Regions from separate parts of the Homo sapiens genome. Here region 2 is linked to region 1. Evidence: read pairs that join two places in POLR2A ChIA-PET (ENCODE). Cell type or tissue: GM12878. All regions are shown on one strand. Links, peaks and the distances in the headings refer to the core of each region. The heading gives the core; the rest is flanking DNA.

Region 1 (8,000 bases), core at 1-8,000:
GTGACAGAGCGAGACTCTGCCTAAAAAAAAGCCAAACTCACATTTTTATTTATTAGATTCAACAGACGAAAAAGAATTCTGTCAAATCACTCTAAATGCTCACTCTCTCCATTCCTGTACACATCTCACTGCAATCACCGTTTGTTGAGGGACTGGTGGTTTGCAGAGCATACTTTGAGACTAAAGTGATTAACTAGCTGGGTGTCATGACCTATTAGAGGCTTGAGAAATCAGTTTGATGGGTTGCAATAAGCATTTTTTAATGGAATGGAGTAGAATAGAATAGTTGCCTGCATCTTATGTATAAGTTTGGTTTTACAAAACTTGTTTTAGTTGTCTGGGCGCGGTGGCTTATGCCTGTAATCCCAGCACTTTGGGAGGCCAAGGCGGGCGGATCACCTGAGGTTGGTAGTTCGAGACCAGCCTGACCAACATGGAGAAACCCCATCTCTACTAAAAATACAAAACTGGCTGGGCATGGTGGTATGTGCCTGTAATCCCAGCTACTCGGGAGGCTGAGGCAGGAGAATCAGTTGAACCTGGGAGGCGGAGGTTGCAGTGAGCTGACAGTGTGCCATTGCACTCCAGCCTGGGCAACAAGAGCAAGACTCCGTTTAAAAAAAAAAAAGTGAACTATTTCTGAACGGATTGGTAAATAGCAACAGCTCCCAGCTCCTGCCATGCCAGCCTCTACTCCCAGGACCTCCCGCGATTCAGTAAGTGAAGACTTAACACCTGGCACATCAGGGGCCTCAGGGAGGCTTCTCGTGAACTTTTGGATCACGTGTCTGCAACCGTGTGTGCTGGGTGGGAGTGGAAAAGCATTCCCTAATGTAGTGAGCGAGTGTTGAGAAATATTGAACACTCCTGGGACTGGGGTGTCTGCCAGATAGCGGGTGTGTCTCAGAATGGGTGATTTATGTTAGGGATGTCCCTGCGGAGGGTGCCCTAATCACTCCCCATTCTGCCCCAGTTCCAGAGGCCCCAGGAGCAGTACCCGCCCCTGAAGTTTGGGACCGTGCCCAACGGCTCCACGGAGAAGAACATCCGCAGCAACTATCCCGACATGCACAGCTACATGGTGCGCTACAACCAGCCCCGCGTAGAGGAAGCGCTCACTCAGCTCAAGGCAGGGTCAGCGCAGACTCGGGCCGGGGGTGGGGGTTGGGCCGCTGGGGACCTGAGGATGCTCAAAGATGGCAAGGGGTCCAGGTTCATTCATTCAGTCCCAGAGGTCAGCCCTGGGTGGGTCAGCTTGGAGGGCGGAGGTCACTGAGGGTGGAAGTGGACTCCTCCTCCCAGGAGCAGGCTCCTTGGGATATTTTCTGGGATGCAGTATTTCTGGATTCTGGGGTGAGACTGATGGGGCTCAAATCTTTGCTCTTCCCCTTCTTGGCTTTGTGACCTTGGGCAAGTTACTCAGCCTCTCTGAACCTCTGTTTCCTCCTCTGTAAAATGAGGATAACAAGAGTATCCCCACTGTAATGATCATAAGGTTGTTACAAGAATTATACTAGTAAGCCGGGCACGGTGGCTCATGCCTGTAATCCCAGCACTTTCAGAGGCCAAGGCAGGCGGATCACAAGGTCAGGAGATCGAGACCATCCTGGCCAACATGGTGAAACCTGGTCTCTACAAAAAATACAAAAATTAGCTGGGCGTGGTGGCACGCGCCTGTAGTCCCAGATACTTGGGAGGCTGAGGCAGGAGAATCGCTTGAACCTGGGAGTCGGAGGTTGCAGTGAGCCGAGATCATGCCACTGCACTCCAGCCTGGCGACAGAGCGAGACTCCGTCTCAAAAAAAAAAAAAAGAATTAAACTAGTTAGTCCACTCAGAACATTTATTTATTTATTTAGAACAGTGCCCGGTGCACTATAGGTGTTTGCTGATATTATCATTATCATTAGACCTGAACTCACTGGAATCAATGCTTAGATTGTGTTTCTTATCTTTTTACATCCCTTTCCCAAATCATAGGGATGAAGTTAAATTCAGAGGCCAGGCGCAGTAGCTCACGCCTATAATCCCAGCACTTTGTGAGGCGGAGACGGGCAGATCACTTCAGGTCAGGAGTTGGAGACCACCTGGCCAACATAGTGAAACCCCATCTCTACTTAAAATACAAAAATTAGGCTGGGTGCGGCAACAGGCTCTTGGGAGGCCGAGACGGGCAGATCATTTGAGGTCAGGAGTTTGAGAACAGCCTGGCCAACATGATGAAACCTTGTCTCTACTTAAAATACAAAAATTAGCCGGGCGTGGTGGCGGGCGCCTGTAATCTCAGCTGCTTGGGAGGCTGAGGCAGGAGGATCGCTTGAATGCAGGAGGCGGAGGTTGCAGTGAGCCGAGACTGTGCCATTGCACTCCAGCCTGGGCAACAGAGACAGACTCCGTCTCAAAAAGAAAACAATACAAAAAAAGTTGAGTTCAGGCCCCAAAGTGCAGCCCACGAATACAACAAGGCTGAGCACAGTAACTCTCTCCCCGTCCTGCATTTACTCAGTCCTTCCGTGTGCATTTTTCTTATCCTCTGCTGTACGCTAAGCGGTGAACAAATAGACCCGATTCCTAGGTCTAGAGGTGGGAAATGAACAATAAACATGCAAACAGAAAAATCAAGATCTCTTCAGAAAGTGATGGTGAGCTAGAGGGCGGCAGGGCTGGGATATTTTCACCAGGGTGTTCAGGGTGGGCTTCTCGGAGGAGGTGACATTTGTGCAGAGCCCTGCAGGAGGTGAAAGAGCTAGCCAGGTGGACTTCCGGAAGCAGAGCCTTCAGACGGAGGGAACAGAGTGTGCAAAGGGCCTGAGGAAGGTGCAGTGTTGGTTTACTGGAGGAACAGCAAGAAGGCCAGTGTGGTTGAAGGGCAAGGAGCTGAGGTGAGAGAGTAGATGAGGGGAGGATTCTGGGCATGAGGCCAAGGTCAGGGCTGGACTTTATGCTAAAGGCGGTGAGAAGCCTTGAGGTGTGGAGATTTTACGTAAGGAAGGGTATGATCTGATTTCTGTTTTTGTTTGTTTTGAGACAGGATCTCACTCTGTTGCCCAGGCTGGAGTGCAGTAGTTCGATCTCAGCTCACTGCAACCTCCGCCTTCCCTGGGTTCAAGCAATTCTCCCACCTCAGCCTCCTGAGTAGCTGGGATTACAGGCGTGCACTACTATGCCTGGCTAATTTTTGTATTTTTGGTAGAGATGAGGTTTCACCATGTTGGTCAGGCTGGTCTTGAACTCCTGACATGAGGTGATCTGCCTGCCTCAGCCTCCCAAAGTGCTGGGATTAGAGGCGTGAGCCACCATGCCTGGCTTAAAAAAATTTCTAATGCCCAATGCAGTGGCTCACACCTGTAATCCTAAAGCTTTGTGAGGCCAAGGTGAGAGGATCACTTAAGACCAGGAGTTCAAGACCAGCCTGTGAAACATAGTGAGACCCCCTTGACTCACAAAAAAAAAAATTTTTTTTTTTTTTTTTTTTTTTGAGACAGAGTCTCGCTCTGTTGCCCAGGCTGGAGTGCAGTGGCACAATCTCGGCTCACTGCAAGCGCCGCCTCCCGGGTTCACGCCATTCTCCTGCCTCAGCCTCCCGAGTAGCTGGGACTACAGGCGCCCACCACCACGCCCAGCTAATTTTTTGTATTTTTAATAGAGACGGGGTTTCACCGTGTTAGCCAGGATGGTCTCGATCTCCTGACCTCGTGATCCACCCGCCTCAGCCTCCCAAAGTGCTGGGATTACAGGCGTGAGCCACCGCGCCTGGCTGGAAATTACTTTTAATAATATATTTTACCTAACTATGTCCAAAATATTATTTTGACACGTAATCAGTATAAACATGGGTGAGACCGTTTACATAATTTTTTTCCCCACACGCTGTCTTTGATATCTGTGGCATTTTACACTCACAGCACATCTAGGTTCAGAGTGACCACATTTCAAGTGATCCACAGCCCTAGTGGCGTGTCACTGCTGCACTGGACCGCCCAGGTCGACATCACCCAAATGCAAAAAGTTTCCTAGTCAACATAATGAACAGAAAATATAAAAGGGCGCTGGCCGCCCCCCAGGACCCTGGGACTTTTTCACTTCCTTACTCACCCAGAGCATTCTCCCCAGCCAGCCTGCTGACTCATCTCTCCCCCTTCCCCCTTCTTCCGTTTTCTTCTCGCCAGCCCTTCCCTCCAGGAAGGACCCTGAGAATTCCAGATTCTCTCTTCTCTCTCTCTCTCTCTCTCTCACACAAAACAGGGTGCCTTTCCAGGCTGCCACCTCCCACCTCTGCTTCACTTGCGCCTTCCTCAGAAGGCAGGGATGGCTGCAAACAGAATCACTTTCCTCTTTTACCCCTTCAGGGATACCTCACACTGCCAGCCTGCTCAGTCCTTGCAGTGGGAGAGCAAGAATTCAGAGACTCTCAGTGGGCGGGCGGGGGGGATCCCATTTTCTTTTTTTGAGATGGAGTCTCGCTCTGTTGCCCAGGCTGGAGTGCAGTGCTGCAATCTCGGCTCACTGCAACCTCCGCTTCCCGGGTTCAAGCGATTCTCCTGCCTCAGCCTCCCGAGTATTTGGGATTACAGGCATATACCACCATCCCCGGCTAATTTTTCTATTTTTAGTAGACATGTGATTTCACTATGTTGGTCAGGCTGGTCTTGAACTCCTAACCTTAAGTGATTCACCTGCTTCGGCCTCCCAAAGTGCTGGGATTACAGGCGTGAGCCACCGTATCCAGCGGATGGCACTTTCCAAATCTACTTGGTTCCCAAGTTTTGGATAGCAAGTGGTGAGAATGTGACTAGCAAGACAGACCAGCCCCATCTCTCAAAATGAACCTAAATCTGTCCCCGCCTTGAGTTCAGAGAAAGCAGGATACCTGTATTTTTTTTCCCATACAAATGTCAGCCACATCACCAGCCTTTAATAAGTAAAAATAGCTGAGGCCTCATCCCGTGTCTTTTTATAGATATTTTTCATCTTTTTTTTATTGAGATATATACATAGATACAGTGAGGTACAGTGAGGTACAAAAAGCGTGCAACTCATTATTTATACATTCATAGACATCCATGTGACCAGGTCCAGATTAAGGTATGGTGAATTTCCCGGCTTCTCATAAAGCTTCCCCTGCCCCTCCAGTCACCATAGAATATCATATAATTAGTTTTGCCTGATTTTGAACGTCCTCTAAACAGAATCAAACAGTGCATATAATACCTTCCTGTCTGGCTTATTTTCCTCAGTGTTATCACCAGATTGTTCCTTCATTGCTGAATACCGTTGAGTATACCATTATATAAATATACCATAATTCTTTCATTCTACTGCTGGTGGACATTCAGGTTATTGCCAGTGTTTGGCCATTATGAATATTGCTTTTTTTCTTTTCTCTTCTTTCTTTTTCTTTCTTTCTTTCTTTCTTTTTTTTTTTTTTTTTCTGAAACAGAGTCTCTCTCTATTGCCCAGGCTGGAGTGCAGTTGCGCGATCTCGGCTCACTGCAATCTCCGTCTCCTGGGTTTGAGCGGTTCTCCTGCCTCAGCCTCCCAAGTTGCTGGAATTACAGGCGCCTGCCACCACGCCCAGCTAATTTTTGTATGTTTAGTAGAGATGGGGTTTCACCATCTTGGCCAGACTGGCCTCAAACTCCTGACCTCAGGTGATCCAACCGCCTTGGCCTCCAAAAGAGCTGGGATTACAGGCATAAGCCATCATGCCTAGCTGAATATTCTCTTTTTTAAACATGTGTAATTGCCTCTTTTTTTTTTATTTTTTATTTTTATTTATTTATTTATTTTTTCAGACAGAGTTTTCCTCTGTTGCCCAGACTGGAGTCCAGTGGTGCAATCTCTGCTCACTGCAACCTCCACCTCCCAGGTTCAGGCGATTCTCCTGCCTCAGTCTCCTGAGCAGGTGGGATTACAGGCACACACCACCATGCCCGGCTAATTTTTGTATTTTTAGTAAAGACGGGGTCTCACCATGTTGGCCAGGCTGGTCTCAAATTCCTGACCTCAAGTGATCTGCCCACCTCGGACTCCCAAAGTGCTGGGATTACAGGCGTGAGCCACCACACCTTGGCCCATTATGAATATTCTACTATGAACATTCTTGTACAAGTGTTTGGGGGACATACACATTCCTTTTCCTTGGTTGTATTCCCATAGGTGGAACTACCCGGTCATAGGGAGAGTATGCTTAGCTATAACAGATACTGTCAGACATCTTCCAAAACAGTTAGGCACAGTGGCTCATGCCTGTAATCCCAGCACTTTGGGAGGCTGAGGCAGGCAGGTCACTTGAAGTCAGGAGTTCGAGACCAGCCTGGCCAACATGGCGAAACCCTGTCTCTACAAAAAAATACAAAAATTAGCCAGGTGTGCTGGCAGGCACCTGTAATCCCAGCTACTCAGGAGGCTGAGGTAGGAGAACTGCATGAGCCCTGGAGGCAGAGGTTGCAGTGAGCCAAGACCACACCACTGCACTCCAGCCTGGCTGACAGAGTGAGACTCCCTCTCAAAACAACAAAACAAAACAAAACAACAACAACAAAAATCCAAAGTGGTTGTACCAATTTACACTCTCATCAGCAATGCAAGAGAGTTCTACTTGTTCCATATCCTTCTTGCCTCCTTGCCAGGGCTTGGGATCATTCCTATATCTTCTTTTCTTTTTTTTTTTTTTTTTTTTTTTTTGAGACAGAGTCTCACTCTGTTGTCCAGGCTGGAGTGCAGTGGCGCGATCTCGGCTCACTACAACCTCCGCCTCCTGGGTTCAAGCAATTCTCTGCCTCAGCCTCCTGAGTAGCTGGGATTACAGGCATCTGCCACTATGCCCGGGTAATTTTTGTATTTTTAGTAGAGATGGGGTTTCACCATCTTGGCCAGGTTGATCCACCTTGAACTCTTGACCTTGTGATCCGCCCGTCTCGGCCTCCCAAAGTGCTGGGATTACAGGCGTGAGCCACCCTCCTTGGTCTACTCCTGTATCTTTTTAATTTACTTTGATGTTTATTATATATCAAGTCCTGTTCTAACTAATTTAAGTTCACAATTAGTTTGCAAAAAATTAATCAAATCAATGTTTTGATTCATAGTCCTGGAGGCTAGGCATCCTCTTGGCTCCTTCAGAGGGCTGTGAGGGAAGGATCTGTCCAGGCCTGCCTCTCCTTGGCTGTTGACTCTTGATCCCTGTATCTCTTCCCATCATCTTCCCTCTGTTTGTGTCTCTGTGGCCAAGTTCTTTTTTTTTTTTTTTTTTGAGATGGAGTGTTGCCCAGGCTGGAGTGCAGTGACATGATCTCGGCTCACTGCAACCTCTGCCCTCTGGGTTCAAGTGATTCTCCTGCCTCAGCCTCCTTAGTAGCTGGTATTATAGGCATCCGCCACCACGCCTGGCTAATTTTTGTATTTTTAGCAGAGATGGGTTTTTGCCATGTTGGCCAGGCTGGTCTCGAACTCCTGACCTCAGGTGATATACCCACCTCAGCTTCCCAAAGTGCTGGGATTACAGGTGTGAACCACCGAACCCAGTCAAGCTCCCCCCTCCCCCTCCCCGCTTTTTTTTTTTTTAATTGAGACGGACTTTCACTCTTGTTGCCCCGGCTGGAGTGCAGTGGCACAATCTCGGCTCACTGCAACCTCCACCTCCCGGGTTCCAGTGATTCTCTTGCCTCAGCCTCCCTCCTGTAGCTGAGATTACAGGCGTGTGCCACCAAGCCCCGCTAATTTTTGTATTTTTAGTAGAGACGGAGTTTCACCATATTGCTCAGGCTGGTCTCAAACTCCCATCCTCAGGTGATCCGCCTGCCACGGCCTCCCAAAGTGCTTGGATTACAGGCGTGAGCCACTGCGCCCGGCCCAAGTTCCCCTTTTTATAAGGACACTAGTCATACTGGATTAGAGCCCACCTTAATGATCTCATTTTAACTGGATTCCCTCTGCAGAGGCCCTATATACAAATAAGGTCGCATTCTGAAGTACTAGGGGCTAGGACTTCAATATGTGAAT
Region 2 (14,800 bases), core at 3,747-11,746, 140 kb before region 1:
GAGTTTCACTCTTGTTGCCCAGGCTGGAGTGCAATGGCATGATCTCGGCTCACTGCAACCTCCGCCTTCCAGGTTCAAGTGATTCTCCTGCCTCAGCATCCCGAGTAGCTGGGATTACAGGCACCTGCCAGCACGCCCGGCTAATTTTTGTATTTTTAGTTGAGATGGGGTTTCTCCATGTTGGCCAGGCTGGTCTCGAACTCCTGACCTTAGGTGATCCGCCCACCTCGGCCTCCCAAAGTGCTGGGATTACAGGCACGAGCCACCATGCCCGGCCAGGGTTTAAGGAGTAGCCACCCCTCTGTGATAGTTTGTTATAACAGCCTGAACAGGCTAATGCATGAGAAAGACACACAGTTGGTCAACTGGTAGAGATTGAAGTCCGGTCGCGTGACTCAGGTACTCTTTTTCCTGAGACAGGGCCACAGGTGATGGTGTGTGCTGGCTGTCCCAGCTACTTGGGAGGCTGAGGTGGGAGGATCGCTTGAGCCCAGCAGTTCGAAGCTGCCGTGAGCTGCATTTGCACCACTGCACTCCAGCCTGGGTGACAGAGCAAGACCCTGTCTCAGAAGAAAGAGCACCTGAGTCATACGACCGGACGTCAGTCTCTACCAATCGACTGTACCTCTTCCTGTTGCATTAGGCTGTTCAGGCTGATGAAACTATCACAGATGGGGTGGCTTAAACAACAGACATTGATTTTCTCACAGTTCTGCAGGCTGGAAGTCCGAGATCAAAATAGCGGCAGAGTTGCTTCCTTCTGGAGGCTCCAAAAAAGAATTTGTTCCATGCTCTTACCTAGCTGCTGGTAGTCACTGGCGTCCTTGGCATTCCCTGGCTTGTGGACCCATCACTCCAGTCTCTGCCTCCCTCACCAAATGACATTCTTCCCTCTGTTTCCCTCCCTCTGTCCACATTTCCCCTTCTTTTTTTTTTTTTTTTTTTAATTTATATTTTGTTTGTTTTTTTGAGACAGGGTCTTGCTCTGTTGCCCAGGCTGGACTGCAGTGGGAGGATCATAGCTTATTGCAACCTCCACCTCCCAGGCTCAGGCAATCCTCCCTCCTCAGCCTCCCGGGTAGCTGAGACTACAGGCACCCGCCCACACTCACGGGTAATTTTTTTATTTTTTGTAGACGGGTTGTCACTGTGTTGCCCAAGCTGGTCTTGAACTCCTGGCCTCAAGCGATCGTCCCACCTCAACCTCCCAAAGTGCTGGGATTACAGGCATACGCCACTGCAGCTGGCCAGATTTCCTCTTCTTATAAGGACACCAGTCACTGGATTAGGGCCCACCCAACCCCCAGTACAACCTCATCTTTTTTTTTTTTTTTTTTTTTTGAGACAGTCTCACTTTGTAGCCCAGGCTGGAGTGCAGTGGTGTGATCTCGGCTCACTGCAACCTCCACCTCCCAGGTTCAAGCAGTTCTCTGCCTCAGCCTCCTGAGTAGCTGGGACTAAAGGCACCCGCCACCACCATGCCCAGCTAATTTTTTGTATTTTTAGTAGAGACGGGGTTTCACCATGCTGGCCAGGCTGGTCTCGAACTCCTGACCTTGTGATCCACCTGCCTCAGCCTCCCAAAGTGCTGGGATTACAGGTGTGAGCCACCGCGCCCGGCCACAACCTCATCTTAATTCATTGACATCTGCAAAGACTCTAGTTCACAAATCAGGTCACCTTTGCAGGTACCAAGGGTTAAGACCTCAACCTACCTTTTTCTGTGGAGAAAGGGGTCACAGTTCAAACTGATAACAGGACACCCCTCCGAGCCAAACTGCATGTGTTATTTTAGGACTCGGTGACCTTCGCAGACGTGGCTGTGAACTTCACCAAAGAGGAGTGGACCCTGCTGGACCCAGCTCAGAGGAATCTCTACAGAGACGTGATGCTGGAAAATTCTAGGAACTTGGCATTCATAGGTAAGGAGGCCCCCTTCCTGCACTTAGTCCGTGATGGGACCAGTGCTGGTTTGGAACCGTGTTCTGGGAAGTGCATTGGAAAATGGGAACTGGGTTAAATTCCAGAGACACAGCTGCTGCCCCCCAGGTAGTAGGTGTAGGGTTCACCATGAAACTGGAAGTCAGTTTGTTGCATTACTTTATTTATTTTATTTTATATTTTATTTTATTTTATTTTATTTTATTTATTTTTTGAGACAGGGTCTCACTCTATCTCCCAGGCTGGAGTGCAGCGGCATCATCTCAGCTCACTGCAACTTCCACCCCCCAGGTTCATGCAATTCTTCTGCCTTAGCCTCCCTAGTAGCTGGGAATACAGGTGCACACCACCACACCTGGCTAATTTTTGTTTGTATTTTTAGTAGAGGCAGATTTCACCACGTTGGCTAGGCTTGTCTTGAACTCCTGACCTCAAGTGATCCTCCCACCTCGGCCTCCGGAAGTGCTGGGATTACAGGCGTGAGCCACCACACCCAGCCTTTATTTTTCTTTTCATTAAGATGGGGTCTCACCCTGTCACCCAGGCTGGAGTGAAGTGGCACCATCTCGGCTCACTGCAACTTCCGCCTCCTGGGCTCAAGCAATTCTCCTGCCTCAGCCTCCTGAGTATCTGGGATTACAGGCATGCTCTACCACCCCCAGCTAATGCATTACATTTTTATTCTCTTCGTGATTGAACAGAATTTGGGGGATCCTTATGTAGGTGAACATGGTGCACAGGAAAAGGGTCGTTTTGAGCCCTTTTGGCAGAGTTTTAGTGCATTGATGAGAAAAGTAGAGGGACCACTGTTGCACTTCTATTCACACATCATCAGCTTCAGAACCCCAGCAAACCAAAGCCTGTGTCCATTTGACAGAAAGTCTCGGCACAGTTCCTTTATACCACATGCTTGCCCAGTGAGCAGGATTTCAACTAGGCAAACCCAGTCTGCCCTCTCATTTGGAGCAAGAAGTGGTCTGAAAACAGTGCAGGGCAGTTTTGTCCAGGCATTTATGCATCTCAGTACCAGGTAGATGTGAACATTACAGGACCAACAGGTTTGTAAGCCAGCAGCATGGTAACAGAGCAACAGGCTCGCCACTGAGACAGCAGGGTTTGCAACAGAGAAAAGAGAAAGTTGCATGATTACATGGTGCCAACCGAGGAGATGGGAGGAGACGCTCAAATTCTTCTCCCTGGGGGGTTCTGGGGTTTTTGTTTTTTTTTTGTTTTTGAGACTGTGTTTCACTCTTGTTGCCCAGGCTGGAGTGCAGTGGCGCGATCTCGGCTCACTGCAACCTCCACCTCCCGGGTTCAAGCAATTCTTCTGCCTCAGCCTCCCGAGTAGCTGGGATTATAGACATGCACCACCATACCTGGCTAATTTTTGTATTTTTAGTAGAGACGGGGTTTCACTGTGTTGGCCAGGCTTGTCTCAAACTCCTGACCTCAAGTGCTCCGCCCACCTCGGCCTCCCAAAGTGTTGGCATTACAGGCATGAGCCACTGCTCTCATTTTTAAGGGGATCATGGAGGATAAGGGACTGGAGAATTGGAGACGTTGATTGGTCAGAGGAAGGGGGATGAAATCATCGGGATGAGGAAAGTACATTCTTTGGTGCGTCAGTTTCTCACGGCATTCCTCAGATCAGTGAGCATAGTCATTTCATCAGAATGCAGGACCTGAAGGAATATCTCAAAGAGAAAACTTAATGTTTTATAATTTTCAAGTTGTTATCTACAGAGCAGCTAAGGAGACCTATAGGCCAGGCACAGTGGCTCACACCTGTAATCCTAGCACTTTGGGAGGCTGAGGCAGGAGGAGGATTACTTGAGGCCAGGAAGTCGAGACCAGCCCAGCCAACATGGCAAAACACTGTTCTTTTTGTCTTTAAAAACAATTTTTTTTTAATTAAAAGGAAAAAAAAAGAAAGAAAAAAACAGGCACTCTGTTGCCCAGGCTGGAGTGCAGTGGCTCAGTCTCAGCTCACTGCAATCTCTGCCTGCCGGATTCAAGTGATTCTCCTGCCTCAGCCCCCTGAGTAGCTGGGATTACAGGCACACGCCACCATGCCCAGCTAATTTTTCTATTTTTAGTAGAGACGGGGCTTCACCACATTGGCCAGGCTGGTCTCAAACGCCTGACCTCTGGTGATCCACCCACTTCAGCCTCTCAAAGTGCTGGGATTACAGGCGTGAGCCACTGTGCCTGTCCAAGCTTATGTTTTTTGACTTTTATCCATCCTCTCATATTTTCATTTTTCCCTGCTAAAGGCCTGTTCCTTTTCTCCTTAAAATTGCACATGGAGCCAGCTACTCGGGAGACTGAGGCAAGAGGATCACTTGATCCCAAGAGCTCAAGGCTGCAGTGTGCTGTGATCACACCTATGAATAGCCAGCCACTGCACTCCAGCACCTGGGCAACCTAGTGACACCCTCATCTCAAAAAAATAAAAATTTCACATGGACTCTCTGTCCAATTCTCTTCCACTTAGAATTCCTGATCGTTTCCTTGATCTCTGCAGAACTGTTCCTCAGTAACATGACACTCTCCATGTTGAACCCCTGACCTTACCGTCATCACATTCCTGACACTGCAGAATCTCTGATGTCTTTCTCTGCTTCCTTCCTCTTGCTTTCTTCCCCTTCACATTTTTATCATACATGTTGAGTGAACATTTAGAAAGAAATCCACACAGAGGCCTGGCGCGTTGGCTCATGCCTGTAATCCCAGCACTTTGGGAGGCTGAGGCAGGTGGATCACATGAGGCCAGGAATTCAAGACCAGCCTGGCCAACATGGTGAAACCCCATCTCAACTGAAAACACAAAAATTAGCCAGGCATGGTGGCACGCACCTGTAATCTCAGCTACTCAGGAAGCTGAGGCCAGAGAATTGCTTGAACCTGGGAGGCGGAGGTTGTAATGAGCCAAGATCATGCCACTGCACTCCAGCCTGGGCCACAGAGTAAGACTCTGTCTAAAGAAAAGAGAGAAAGACAGAGAGAACGAGAGAGAGAGAGAGGAAAGAAGGAAGGAAGGAAGGAGGAAGGAAGGAAGGGAAAGAAAGAGAAAAGAAAGAAAGGAAGGAAGGAAGGAAGAAAGAAAGGATGGAAGGAGCGAGGGAGGGAGGGAAAGAAAGAAAGAAAGAAAGAGAGAAATCCACACGGAGATTGCCTATGTCATCATCTCTAACCCACCTTTACTTTCAACAAAGAATTTAACTTTTGTGCCACTGTATTTCAGATTGGGCAACTCCATGTAAAACCAAAGACGCAACCCCTCAGCCGGATATTCTTCCTAAAAGAACATTTCCTGAAGCCAACAGAGTGTGTCTCACGAGCATCAGTTCCCAGCACTCCACATTAAGAGAAGACTGGAGATGCCCCAAAACAGAGGAACCACACAGGCAGGGGGTGAATAATGTGAAGCCACCTGCAGTTGCCCCTGAGAAAGATGAATCTCCTGTTAGCATTTGTGAAGATCATGAAATGAGGAACCACTCTAAACCTACCTGCAGGCTTGTGCCTTCACAGGGAGATTCCATAAGACAATGTATCCTAACACGTGACTCAAGTATTTTCAAGTATAATCCTGTCTTAAACGATAGTCAAAAAACACATGAAAACAACGAAGACGATGGAGTCTTGGGGTGGAACATTCAGTGGGTTCCGTGTGGGAGAAAAACAGAGCTGAAATCAAGCACATGGACTGGCAGTCAGAACACTGTGCATCATATACGTGATGAAATTGATACGGGGGCCAACAGGCACCAGCGGAATCCATTTGGAAAAGCTTTCCGTGAAGACGGATCCCTTAGGGCACACAACACTCATGGTCGAGAGAAAATGTATGATTTTACTCAGTGCGAGAACACCTCCAGAAATAACTCAATTCACGCCATGCAGATGCAGTTGTATACCGCAGAGACAAACAAGAAGGATTGTCAAACTGGGGCAACCTCTGCCAACGCTCCAAATTCCGGTTCACACAAGAGTCATTGCACTGGAGAGAAAACCCATAAATGCCCCGAATGTGGGAGAGCCTTTTTTTATCAGTCATTCCTTATGAGACATATGAAAATTCACACTGGAGAGAAACCGTATGAATGTGGGAAATGTGGGAAAGCCTTTAGATATTCCTTACACCTTAATAAACATTTAAGAAAGCATGTTGTGCAGAAGAAGCCCTACGAATGTGAAGAATGTGGGAAAGTCATTCGGGAGTCCTCAAAATATACACATATAAGGAGCCACACTGGAGAGAAACCCTATAAATGTAAGACATGTGGAAAAGACTTTGCAAAGTCGTCAGGACTTAAAAAACATCTTAAGACTCACAAAGATGAGAAGCCCTGTGAATGAAAGGAAGGTGGAAAATTTTTCATTAATTTTCTGACTGTACCAAACATGTGAGGAGGACATATTGGAAGGGAGCTCAAGGGGTTAGCATGAGTGAGAACATCTTCCCTGAACTCTCGTATCTTACAGAAATGTGAAAAAAAACCCTGTGAAGGTAAAGTCTACAGAAAGCCTTTCATCTTCATTCATCTTGAGTAGACATTTGTTCTCACCCTGGAGAGAAACTGCGAATCTAAAAGGAATATGACAAAGCCTTCAGCGTGGTCTCAAATTCATGGTTCATACAAGAACTCACACTGCAGAGACTCCTTACGGAAATAAAAAATGTAGGAAAGACCTGCCGGCCGCGGTGGCTCATGCCTGTAATCCCAGCACTTTGGGAGGCCGAGGCGGGCGGATCACGAGGTCAGGAGATCAAGACCATCCTGGCTAACACGGTGATACCCCGTCTCTACTAAAAATACAAAAAAAATTAGCCAGGCGTGGTGGCAGGTGCCTGTAGTCCCAGCTACTTGGGAGGCTGAGGTAGGAGAATGGTGTAAACCTGGGAGGTGGAGCTTGCAGTGAGCCGAGATGGAGCCACTGCACTCCAGCCTGGGGGAAAGAGCGAGACTCCGTCTCAAAAAAAAAAAAAAGTAGGAAAGACCTCTTTAAACACTTACCACTCATGTTGCATGTGAATCCACATCCTGAAGGGAGGCTACAACTGGAATAAAAATAAGAAAGCTTTCAAGGCCTGGTGCAGTGACTCACACCTGTAATCCTAGCACTTTGGGAGTCCAAGGTGGGGGATTGCTTGAGTCCAGGAGTTTGAGACCAGCCTGGGCAACATGGAGAAACCCCATCTCTACAAAAAAAAAAAAAAAAATGCAAAAATTAACCAGGAGTGGTAGCACATGCCTGTAGTCCCAGCTACCTGGGGAGCTGAGGCAGGAGGATCGCTTGAGCCTGGGAGCTTGAGGCAGCAGTGAGCTGTGTTTGCACCACTGCACTCCACCCTGGGTGACAAAGTGACACCCTGTCTCAAAAAAAAAAAGAAAGCTTTCAGGTCCAGCCTTTCACTTAGGCACAATGAGCGCACAGTAGGACTGAAACACTGTAAATGTTCATGATTTTCCAGTTTTTCCTTTCTAAAAAAAAAAATGCTACAAGATGAAGGATATCCCTCTTTGCACACTCCCAGCTCTGCCACATAAATGTTGGTATATAGCAGGTTCATTATAACTCACATACACGTGGTCTCATTTTCAATGTGAAGCCTTCTTTGAGCCTCATTCAATTTAGACTTGGGATTCATATACTCCATGATACCATTTTTGTCTTATTGGTCACTGTTCAACTGCATTATGGTCAGAGTATGTGGTCTTTCTGGTACCAACTTGGGTTACTTGTTATGACTTTGTCAGTCTAATGTGCCCTATTCTGTCAACTTCCCTGCCACCTCCATTCTTCTCATCTTCTTTACTAAGGGCACATAGATTCACTTTCCACAATGAGCACTATTTAATGTCTTATTTTTATTTTTATTTTATTTATGTATGTATTTATTTTGAGACAGAGTCTTGCTCTGTCACCCAGGCTGGAGAGCAGTGGGGCAATCTCGACTTACTGCAACCTCTGCCTCCTGGGCTCAAGTGATTCTCCTGCCTCACCCTCCCGAGTAGCTGGGATTACAGACACCCACCACCACGCCCAGCTAATTTTTCTATTTTTAGTAGAGACGAGATTTCACCACGCTGGCCAGGCTGGTCTCAAACTCCTGACCTCAAGTGACCTGCCTGCCTTGGCCTCCCAAAGTGCTGGGATTACAGGCATAAGCCACTGTGCCCGGCCTCTTTTCAATCTTTTAAAAGTTGGGAAACGGCCGGGCATGTTGGCTCATGCCTGTCACCCCAGCACTTTGGGAGGCCAAGGTGGGCGGATCGCCTGAGGTGAGGAGTTCGAGACCAGCCTGACCAACATGGAGAAACCCCATCTCTACTAAAAATATAAAATTAGCCAGGTGTGGTGGCTCACGCCTGTAATCCCAACTACTCAGGAGGCTGAGGCAGGAGAATTGCTTGCATCTGGGAGGCGGAGGTTGCGGTGAGCCGAGATTGTGCCATTGCACTCCAGCCTGGGCAACAAGAGTGAAACTTATCTCAAAAAAAGTAAAAATAAAAATAATAAAAAATAAAAGTTGGGAAATATGACTACCTGAAAATGCATGAAAATGTACATATACATTTTTTTTTTCGAGATGGAGTTTTGTTCTTGTTGCCCAAGCTGGAGTGCAGTGGCGTGATCTCCGCTTACTGCAACCTCTGCCTCCCAGGTTCAAGTGATTCTCCTGCCTCAGCCTCCTGAGTAGCTGAGATTACAGGCACCTGCCACCACGACATTTCAAAGTTAATAAAGTGATCACCCTTATACCCACCATCCAAGCCCGTAAACAGCTCATCATTAAACACCAGGCAATTCACGTCTGTGCCTCACAGACGACATCTCCAGCCCCAAGAGGAAACCGCCATGGTTCATTTTGTATCATTCGCCCCCCTCGCTCATCTTTATGTTTGCAGCTATGCAGAAATCCCCAAATACCCTGTTTTCTAGTTTCGATGATGTTTATGCTGCGTATGATGGCATGGCATAGAATATTTCTTTGTGCCTTGCTTCTTTCAGGAAAAGAAAAGCTAAGCAGGTAGGGTGCAGGTGGCATTCATTCTTTCTTAGTTATATTCATTCCAGAGACCCTGGATCTGTATCTCACTTTAGAGATTATAAACATGCTGCTAACACCAATTTTGCAAAGCCCTCCCAATGAGCATTTTATGAAAGTCATTCTTGGCCGGGCGTGGTGGCTCACGCCTGTAATCCCAGCACTTTGGGAGGCCGAGGCAGGTGGATCACTTGAGGTCAGGGTTCAAGACCAGCCTGGCCAATGTGGTGAAACCCCGTCTCTACTAAAAATACAAAAATTAGTCAGGCATGGTGGCATGCACCTGTAGTCCCAGCTACTCAGGAGGCTGAGGCAGGAGAATTATTTGAGCCCAAGAGGCGGAGGTTGCAGTGAGCCGAGATCGTGCCACTGCACTCCAGCCTGGGCAACAGACAGAGTGAGACTCTGTCTCAAAAAAAAAAAAAATAGGCCGGGCGCGGTGGCTCATGCCTGTAATCCCAGCACTTTGGGAGGCCGGGGTGGGTGGATCACTTGAGGTCAGGAGTTCGGGACCAGCCTGGCCAACATGGCGAAACCCCATCTCTACTAAAAATACAAAACTTAGCCAGGCATGGTGCAGACATCTGTAATCCCAGCTACTTGGGAGGCTGAGGCAGGAGAATCACTTGAACAAGGGAGGCAGCGGTTGCAGTGAGCTGAGACTGCGCCACTGCACTCCCGTCTGGGCGACGGAGCGAGATTTCGTCTCCAAAAAAAAAGGAAAAGAAAAGAGAAACGCCACTGGTAAGAGCAGAGGTCCTCCTAGGCGCGCATTCTGCATGGCCCCAGCACTGTTAAGTTCAGCTTTCAGTGTTTGGGGAAGACCTGCAGGTCAGGGACCCCCACTGTGGCTGAGGGGGCTCAAGCTTGGCCCTTTCTCCCGGACCCCTGCTGCCTGCGTTTCCCAGCAATCTGCTGCTTTATCCTAGAATCTGGGTGACTCATGGCCCTCCCCATCCTGGAAGGAATGAAGAGGAGGAGGGGAGGCTGCTATGCCAGGACAGTCCCAGACCTTGCCAAGGGGCCTGGGTCCACTCCCACCCCCAGGGAGCGCTGTGCGGAGGAAAAGGACCATGGCTGAAATCAGAATCCCTGGATTCAACCGGGGGTGGAGGGGGCCGGGGCGGGAGGGGGGAAACATCTGTAGCTGAGGGAACACCCCTCCCGCCTCCAGTCGCTGAGGCTGAACTTAGCCGACTTTGGGGATTCCCCACCCTCTACCCCCAACTGGTCCTCAATTCTCACAGATGTAAACTGAGAATTTTCAACAATCGTTTTGGCAAACATACGCCAGGCCCCCTTCTGAGCGCTTTGCACCTATTAACTCATGCAACGCCTGCAACGCTATGAAGTGGCTGCTGTTATCACTACCATTTTACAGTGGGGGGAACTGAGGCACAGCGAGGCCAAGCACGATGCCCAAGATCACACAGCCAGCAGGTGGCCGGGAGGGGCTCGACCCCGTGCTGTCAGGCACCAGAGACTCGGCTCTTCAGCCCCAGGCCAGAGCCTCCCTGCACTGACGGGGTCGCGAATTCGGGCAGGAGGGTTCGTGTGTGTCCTCACCTCTGGGACGCGAGCTCCGGGGACGGGGGACCTCGTCTGGCGTGGGAGGCATTTAGTGAGCGCCGTGGACTGAAGCCGGGACGGTCTTAGGAGAACCACTTCCCTTCTTGGCCGCCTGAAACCCCCTACAGGGTTCTGCTTCTGGAACTGCATTCGAGGTCAGAGTTTCTAGTACGAGTAAAGCGGATCCTCGGGAAGAGACCCGACCAGAAGGAAATCGCCGTCTTGGAAGATCTAAGTCCGGGATGGAACAAAACCCACTCCGGGCGGGGGGAGCGCGCCACCTGGCGGCGGATCCTGCTAAGGCAGCGCCGCCCGGAGACCAGAAACGTTGGATTTGGGCAGTGGGCCGAGGTGGTTGGAATTGGCGAATGGGCAGTTGTCTGAAAATCATTGTGTGAAACTAAGGACTGTCTACCAGTGGCTTCCAAAATTCTGACGCACAGTAAGAAATCATTTTGCGTCAGCATTTTTTTTTTTTTTTTTTTGAGACAAGGTCTTGCTCTGTTGCCCAGGTTGGAATGCAGTGGCACGATCTCGGCTCACTGCAAACTCCACTTCCAGGGTTCAAGCGATTCTCCTGCCTCAGCCTCCTGAGTAGCTGAGATTACAGGCGCCCGTCACCGCGCCTGGCTAATTTTTTATTTTTAGTAGAGATGGGGTTTTACAATGTTAGCCAGGCTGGTCTCGAATTCCTGGCCTCAAGTGATCTGCCCGCCTCGGCCTCCCAAAGTGCTGGGATTGCAGGCATGAGCCACCGTGCCTGGCCGCATCAGCATACTTTTACAAAAGAATACCACCCTCTATAGCCAACAACAATGGATTGTATACTTCAAAATAGCTAGAACATTTTGCATGTTTCACCGCAAAGAAATGGCAAGCATCTGGGATGATGGATTTGCTAATAACCTTGATTTGATCACTGCACAATTTATATATGTATCAAAACATCACGCCGCATCCTATAAATATGTACAATTAAAAACAAAATTTAGGCCGGCTGCAGTGGCTCATGCCTGTAATCCCAGCACTTTGGGAGGCCGAGGTGGGTGGATCACCAGGTCAGGAGTCCCAGACCAGTCTGGCCAAGATGGTGAAACCCCATCTCTACTTAAAAAAAAAAAAAAAAAAAAATTTGCTAGGTATGGTGGCGGGCACCTGTAATCCCAGCTACTAGGGAGGCTGAGGCAAAGAACTACTTTAACCCGGGAGGCAGAGGTTACAGTGAGCCGAGATCGCGCCACTGCACTCCAGCCTGGGTGACAGGGCGAGACTCCGTCTCAAAAAAAAGAAAATTTTAGTTTTAAAAATACCACCCTGTATTACACGGCCCTGTATTACACGATGCTTTATATTCCACTCTATTCCTTTTTTTTTTTTGAGACAGAGTGTCACTCTATCACCCAGGCATGATCTCGGCTCACTGCAACCTCTGTCCCCCAGGTTCAAGCAATCCTCCTGCCTCAGCCTCCCTCAGCCTCCTGAGTAGCTGGGATTACAGGCTCCCGCCATCATGCCCAGCTAATTTTTGCATTTTTAGTAAAGACGGGGTTTCACCATGTTGGCCAGGCTGGTCTCGAACTCCTGTCCTCAGGTGATCCGCCTGCCTCAGCCCCCCAAGGTGCTGTGATTACAGGCATGAGCCACCAGGCCCGGCCTATTCCTATTTTTAAATGCTGGTCAGGTCACCTTAAAATGGTTTCCTGACTCTCTAAGGGTCTGGGATAGGGTTTTCCACTGTTCTAGATTATCCCCATGTTTTTTCACTTGACAGAGATTATGATGAGGAACCGGTTACACCCACGCTACCTCCCAGTGAGCCTTCCCCACCACACAAAGCTGCCTCCAGGATTCGCTGCCAGCTCTGATGTCAGGATGAGTAACAGCTCAGGATGCTGAAGACACTGGCCCAAGACCACACAGCCTGGATGTGGCAGTGCCTGTTTCTGCCTCACTCCTGGAGGAGGAAAATGATTAAATACCCGTAATTTCACTGCTATTGAGTACAATTTAATTCATCCTTCCTCCACTTTGGCTGATAAGATTGAGCTGCACTCACCTGCTGTTCTCTTAGGCTGTAGCATAAGGCATTCCAGAGGTCAAACTTTAAAATGTCTTTTTCACTTTGGGAGGCCAAGGCGGGAGGATCACTGGAGGCCAGGAGTTCGAGACCAGCCTGGCCAACATGGTGAAACCTCCATCTCTACAAAAAATACAAAAATTAGCCGGGCGTGGTGGCACACATCTGTAGTCCCAGCTGCTCAGGAGGCTGAGGCATGAGAATCACTTGAACCTGGGAGGTGGAGGCTGGAGTGAGCCAAGATTGCACCACTGCACTCCAGCCTGGGCAACAGAGCAAGACCCTGTCTCAAAAAAATAAAAAATCAAAAATCTAGGTTGAATTCTCAGGTGTCTCTAAAGTGGCCTTCGATGTATTCTGCGCTGGGTGCTGCAGGGTTGACCATCTAAAAGTGGCGAGCCCAGCCCCAGTCCAGGGGAAGGTAGAGGAAGTGAACCTGCTCATTGTAGGACTAGGACCCTTGAGGTGACAGAGAGCTGTGGTTAGCCTGAGTCCATCGCACTGTGGTGGTCTATGAGGCCGCTTTGCAGGGGCAGCAAATCAGAAGGCTCGGTCTGCTGTGCTTACTCTGCTATCTTTGGAAGGAAAGAGGAGGAAATCGCTCCGAAATGGGAGATAGGGCTGGTGGTCACGACTCAGCTCCACACCAAGATGAGACTTCCTGGGCCCCCAGGGAGGAAGAATAGCAGTTCCACTGCCAGGAGCCACGCCTCAGAGGAGCTGCCTTTCCACCTCCCTCCTGAAATGCCATTTTCAAATTTCTCCTTTACTCTTCCATCCCCAGAACCTAGTACAATATATGGCACATAGTACATGCTCAATAAATATTTATCAAATTAATGAGAAAAGATATGTGGATGTCCCCTCCTGTGCAGCTGTAAGGGGAGAAATAGAGTTCTTTTTTTTTTTTTTTAACTTTCCTACACCAGTTTTATTTAAAACACAAAAATAAGTATTTCTCTTTCTGTAAGGAAAAATGGCTCAAATATTGCTGAACACAGGCCAGACTCAGTGGCTCACGCCTGTATTCCCAGCACTTTGGGAGGTCGAGGTAGGAGCACACTTGAGGTCAGGGGTTCGAGACCAGCCTGGCCAACACGGTGAAACCCCCATCTCAAATACAAAAAAAAAAAATTAGCCAGGCATGGTGGCAGGTGCCTGTAATCCCAGCTACTTGGGAGGCTGAGGCAGGAGAACTGCTTGAACCCAGGAGGCGGAGATTGCAGTGAGCTGAGATTGTGCCACTGCACTCCAGCCTGGGCGACAGAGCGAGACTCCGTCTCAAAAATAAATAAATAAATAAATAAATAGAAAGAAAACACTACACTCCTTTCCATCTTTATCGCTGTCCTGCTAATAGTCACATGTAGTTCTGAGCATTTACTACTTGCCAGGTACTGTTCTGAGGCTTTCTGTGTATCAGTTCATTTTATTCTCACACAAACAAGTATGTACTATTATCAAGCCATTTTATTTATTAATTTATTTATTTTCTGAGATACAGCTTCACTCTTGTCTCCCAGGCTGGAGTGCAGTGTCATGGTCTCGGCTCCCTGCAACCTCCGCCTCCCAGGTTCAAGAGATTCTCCTGCCTCAGCCTCCGGAATAGGTGAGATTATAGGCATGTGCCACCACACCCGACTAATTTTTGTATTTTTAGTAGAGACGGGGTTTCACCATGTTGGCCAGGCTGATCTTGAACTCCTGACCTCAGGTGATCCGCCAACCTTGGCCTCCCAAAGTGCTGGGATTACAGGCGTGAGCCACCACGCCCAGCCACTGTTCTAAGGCTTTGTGTATAAATTCATCTTATTCTCACACAAAAAAGTATGCACTATGATCAAGCCATTTTAAGGGGAGGCTCAGGGTGCTACCTGGATTAGGAAGGTGGATGATAGATTATCTGTTTGGATTTGAACTTTTTTTTTTTTTTGAGACACTCTCACTCTATTAACCAGGCTGGAGTGCAGTACCATGATCTCGGCTCACTGCAACCTCCGCTTCCCAGATTCAAGCAATTCTTGTGCCTCAGCCTCCCGAGTAGTTGGGAAGACAGGTGCACATCACCATGCTCTGCTAATTTTTGTATTTTTAGTCGAGACAGGGTTTCGCATGTTCACCAGGCTGGTCTTGAACTCCTGGGCTCAAGTGATCCA

The links. Peaks named below come from ENCODE experiments on the same cell type or tissue, not always from the same donor. Only the 100,000 strongest peaks of a DNase experiment are listed, where the experiment ranks them.
Region 2: POLR2A ChIA-PET joins it to region 1 with 5 read pairs; 5 of 35 experiments call an interaction of 5 or more read pairs at or near these places.

Annotation. Positions count from the first base shown.
Region 1 is chr19:48,420,812-48,428,811 of GRCh38, forward strand. GRIN2D (glutamate ionotropic receptor NMDA type subunit 2D) reads left to right here. Exons shown (of 14, transcript NM_000836.4): 11 at 974-1,134. Among named protein-coding and RNA genes, the nearest start is that of GRWD1, 21 kb to the right of the region's middle. RefSeq lists an enhancer at 4,001-4,295. In GM12878, for the core only: no CTCF peak of the experiment used is centred there; a DNase peak (open chromatin) is centred at 4,063; H3K4me3 peaks cover 252 bases; H3K27ac peaks cover 486 bases.
Region 2 is chr19:48,280,576-48,295,375 of GRCh38, forward strand. ZNF114 (zinc finger protein 114) reads left to right here. Exons shown (of 6, transcript NM_153608.4): 5 at 1,796-1,922; 6 at 5,186-7,033. The coding sequence ends at 6,303. Among named protein-coding and RNA genes, the nearest start is that of ZNF114-AS1, 16 kb to the left of the region's middle. RefSeq lists enhancers at 10,562-10,611, 10,632-10,681, 10,799-11,447, 14,727-14,800. In GM12878, for the core only: a CTCF peak has its summit at 10,854 (motif pointing left); no DNase peak of the experiment used is centred there; H3K4me3 peaks cover 607 bases.